Regions from separate parts of the Homo sapiens genome. Here region 2 is linked to region 1. A link is a loop called in an ENCODE intact Hi-C map of the cell type or tissue named here. Cell type or tissue: Calu3. All regions are shown on one strand.

Region 1 (2,500 bases):
ATTCGATTCAACAAATACCCATTTTGTGCCTAATGCTGTTCTCCCAAACCTGGGCTTCTCCCTCCACACTCCTACCCTATAACATCCATCCAAGCATTAATTTCTATTGTACCCACTTCCTTCCATCCCTACTACCAATATTTTAAATTCAGGTCTCCATCAAATTTCACCTATATTATTATAACAACCTTTATATTAGTGTCTTGAATCCATTTTCCAGTGTCATTCTTCAGTTTAAAACCCTTCAGTAACTTACCATTGCTCTCAGGATGAAGTCAAAATTTCTTTGCCAGACTGCCAGTCTAACCATCTGCTCTCAATTGCAATTAGTTGCCCCCAGCCTCAACTTGCCATCCTCAGCTATTGGGTACTTCTTGCTCAACTCATATTGAGGCACTATCTCCTTCTCACAGGCCATCACCACCTCACCTCCTGCTCCCCTAAATAATCAAATCCCCTTTCCCCTGCCTAACTGTCACTCATCCTTGAGACTTAGCCTGCACCTGAAAGGCTACCCTGGTACATCAGAGCTTTATGAAAGGCCCTTTCTCTACGCTCCCAAGACACTTTCCCACTCCCTAATGACAGAATTTACAATGAATTGAAAATGTTTTTCACCCGGTCTCCATTCCTAGATTGTGAGCTCTCTACAAATGGAGACTCAGCGTATTCTTGGCACATTGAAAACTGTGCCCAAGTGTCTTGAGTAAATGATTAAATGAATAAAAGGCACTGTGCTCAGCAATACATATTTTAGAGCTGGGAAAAAATCTACACACACAGTTCTTAACGTCATAGTCCTTATAATCTAGATAAACTTTCCACAAAGAACCTTTCTAGTGAAACATCAACCAGTATTAAAATAAAGTCAACTTTCATGTGTTCTTAGGAGAGGAGGGTGATAGCTTATGATAGCCCAGCAGGTGTGTGGTTTTAAAGAAAAACTTGTTGAAAGAATAAATAAACATGTGAATTCAAGTTTTGCTGTCATTAATATTTTCCCCATTAGAATCTTTATTCAAACTATTAACTAGCTCATTTTAAAACATTCCTTTATTTTCTTTATCGGAGTCATTAATAAATAGAGTTATGACTCTAAGATTGGAAGATGTTTCATGGATCACTTTTGAATCTGTGATCAAATAACAGTGGCTCCGAAATAATCCATCAAATAAACAGAAGAGGGAAAACTCATTATCTTGAGCAGCTGTAAATATGTTTTTCCAACTTAAAATTTTCTTAGAATTGTGTCTCTTTATAGATATATTTATTTGGTTCAGGAAGGACAATGAGAGATTGTCAAGTCGAACAGACTCACTTTACAGACGAGGATACCAGGTCCTAGAAAAGTTAATTGACCAGTCACTGAGCTAACTGCATTGAATCATCGATTGTTCCTAAAGTCCTTCCAGCTCTACTGCATGATTATATAAACCACAAATATATGTGGCACCCAAACAGGGGACATCTGTTTCACCAGAATAGGATAGGCACATATGTATGTGAAACCTTGTCAATTCCCAGGAAGGCTGGAAGGGGAGGATGGTCTCTAATCATTCAATAGACATACATTAGGGATCTTTGGCAAACTCTCCTTGGATATGCTTAAATAGGCATTTATTAAGCACTTAATATGAGTGCATTAAGATACAAAAATAAAGGATGAATGACTAACTCAGGCTGGGATATCTGAGAAGTTTTCATGAAGAGTAGTATTTAAGAAGGTTTTTGAAGGTATTTAGTACACAACTGGAAGACATTAAAAACTTCTAAATAGTGGGGGTTTGGCAAAGTAGATTTCTCTTCTAAGAAGATAGTCATGGCAGCTTTTCAGCATGAGGAGGACCTAGTAATGTGAATGCCTGTAGAAATGTTTATGTTTATTTCCCTTTAATATCAAGATATTCTTATTGCTACACTTTAAAAAAGAAAATACCCCCTCCTTCCTGTGCATGAACAGAAATGTAAGAGATACAGAAGTGTGAGTTTTGGTTTAGTTTTTTTCAGTTCAACTGAGTAAACACCAAATTTGTATAAATCAGTAATTTTTTCTTTAATTATAATTTTTCCAATTAAATCAAGCAAGTCTTAACACTCCACTATAAGTTTTGAAACAAATATTGCTAAATACCTTAAGTCATTTAGATAGTTATGATATTTTTAAATCTTACAACTTTTAAGCCATAATATTAGCACTAAAACCAAAACATTTATTAATAGGTCAGGAAGTGCTTGATATGAGATATTCTAGGGGCTTTAATATTTTTCTTTGTATACTGTAATATAAAAATTTGTCCACTAGATGGAGATCATTTTCTTAAACAAGGAAACTATTTTCTACTGAAGGGTTAAATAACCTTAAAGGCCTAAATTATTTCTTAGGAACTCATGAAAATAACCCTTTAAATGACATCCAAAAAACAAAGTTCACAATGTATACTAAGTAATTATCAATATTGATAAAATTACATTAATCTAATATTAGTATTAGCTTTACAAA
Region 2 (2,500 bases), 130 kb after region 1:
ATAAAAAATTAATCTCACAGTTATTCTTAGCTTAAGGTGTTTATGTTTTGTAGGCAGACACAGACACATATTTCAAACAAAACAAGGTTCCTACTATAGGACTATTACTACTGCTACCGATTTTTAACTTCCATTTTTCTTTGCTTTAGTATTTTCTACGTATAAAAAGTTTTGAGATAGTGTGAAACAATGTAATAGAAAGTATATTGTAAACTGCTCCTCTTCCCCCTACATCTTCTTTTCATCTTCCTCCTTGTTTTACTTTCCCTCACTGTATTTTTATAATAACAAAGAAGCAAAGGTAAATTCACTCAAGAGACTGGAGACTGAAAACAAGTCAGTAATGAGGTCAATATTTATATGGTTCCATTGACCTTGTGCAGTTCTGAGTTTCAGGCCTAGAACTACAAATGTACTCACAGATGTATGGAATGGATATGCTTGAACTTATATGCAAATAAATTATCAATTTCTTTGTAAAGGTTTCCCTGGCTTCCCCAAGCAGAACCTCTCATCTCAGTCTCTATTTATTTTATTTATTGTTAACTTGTTTATTTTCTGTCTTTCTCTACCAGAATGTAAACTTGATGAAAGCAGAGACCGCATCCATTTTGTCCCTCACTACATTCTGTTACATTTTTAGGAGTATTTATAAGTCAGTTGTTAATACCCAACAGTTATTAAAAATTAAATTACATAAAAATTTTTAACTATAATTAAACAAATTATATTAAAAACAATGGAAATAAGTATTCAAAACTCATAACTTCTGAATGATTTGGCTACATTTTGTATTATTATGTTTTTGGGGCAACTTATATCTACTGTATCTATATGATAGAAACACTGTATAGAGTACTATGTCTATGTATCTCTTGCCAACTCCACATTTAGTGACCTCTGCTGTTTGAAATGGGCAGGTGAGAGAATTTTTTGGCACAGAAATCAGCAAATACTACAAATAGTGCCCTTCCCCTCCCCCATAGAGAGCTGGTTGTGAACATTTACCACCTGAAGGAATAATCTTTTACATTCTGTTCTGTTCATTTTTGAATGTTTAATTCATTGTCATAACAATTTTAGGGTTTTGTTTTTATAGAGTTTATTTCTTTAGCTCAACACAAAGCTTATCTTTTTAAAGCTTCACTTCAAAGCTTTTTTTTTTTTTTTGGAATGTGGCTTACATACTTGTCCCCTTTGAACTGTCCTTTGCATTTGATTGGCTTAACATAATTACAGTAATATATATTTACTCTATTCACAATCCATCTTTCCTCTTTATCATTTTAGTTTTTCTCTTCCAAATTTACACTATTACCAGCTAATGAATTATATAATTTGAGCCATGTGCCATGGCTCATGCCTGTAATCCCAGCACTTTAGGAGGCTGAGGTGGGAGGATAACTTGAGGCCAAGTATTTGAGACAAACCCGGGCAAAACAGACTCTAAAATATATATTTTTTAAGCCAGGAATGGTAGGGTGCACCTGTAGTCCTAGCTACCCAGGAGGCTGTGGCTGGAGGATCCCTTGAGCCTAGGAGTTTGAGGCTGCAATGAGTGATGATCATGCCACTGTACTCCAGCCTAGATGACAGAGTGAGACCCTGCCTCTAAAATAAGTAAATAAAATAATACATTCAGACAAGTTTTAAAGTAGCATATAGTATTCTTCCTTTGCCAATGGATTTTTCCTTTGCTCTGATTCAACTCTGTGTGCTTATATAACCCAGCCTTACGGAAAATCAGACACCTCTCTTCAGACCCTTGTTGAAATTAAAAAGGCTTGTCAATTATAGTTTGAAAGTAGAAAAAATAATGGAAGTTAGGAGGAGGGAGAGCCAAGGTAGAAGGTGGGTATATGACTGTGGCAAAGAACATGATAGAAGCTGAGGCCTCCAGAACAAGGAGTACCAAGGTAAAGTGTATAGAATTGAATGCTTCCTCTTTTGTAAGAAGTATTCCTTATTTGCTCTGCCCAGATCAGACAGGCTTTGATCCAGCTGCTCAGTCAAGGTACTGTCTCTTAAAATCACTTGATGGGGGCTCATCCACTTCATGACTTAAGGACAAATGGCACTCGTTGAAAATCATAAAATCAACATTATGAAAATAAATAGTATAAATTTTATAAACTACTAATTAAGCATAAATATTCATACCTATTACCCATTCAAAAATGGTATAGTTTTAACTATAGTGAAAACCATTAACACACTGATGATCAGAAATATCCACAGCATGATTATAAACCCTTGGCAGTTTGGAGTGTCTTTTCTTCTTTTGTCACCTTGATTTTTTTGTACATCTCCTGGCATTCCACATTTGCCAGAGCTCTGTGCTGGTCCGTAGCCTGCAGGCCACCTTATAAAACCAATACCTTTATATTTATTGCAGAGTTTGTAATCTTTCTGCCTGTGGTTGTTCCATGTGCTGTCATGATAATACAGAAAACACTCAAACTGTATCTCCCCTCTCTATCTCTGTTTCTAGTCTACATTG

Evidence for each region. Hi-C counts contacts between places; a loop is a spot of excess contacts. Peaks named below come from ENCODE experiments on the same cell type or tissue, not always from the same donor. Only the 100,000 strongest peaks of a DNase experiment are listed, where the experiment ranks them.
Region 2: it touches region 1 in a loop (2.6-fold over the local background); 5 of 110 quality-filtered maps call a loop at or near these places.

The regions. Positions count from the first base shown.
Region 1 is chr5:59,216,315-59,218,814 of GRCh38, forward strand. The region is part of intron 1 of PDE4D (phosphodiesterase 4D); the gene reads right to left. Among named protein-coding and RNA genes, the nearest start is that of PDE4D-AS1, 180 kb to the left of the region's middle. In Calu3, no CTCF peak of the experiment used is centred here; no DNase peak of the experiment used is centred here.
Region 2 is chr5:59,347,469-59,349,968 of GRCh38, forward strand. The region is part of intron 1 of PDE4D (phosphodiesterase 4D); the gene reads right to left. Among named protein-coding and RNA genes, the nearest start is that of PDE4D-AS1, 310 kb to the left of the region's middle. In Calu3, no CTCF peak of the experiment used is centred here; a DNase peak (open chromatin) is centred at 953.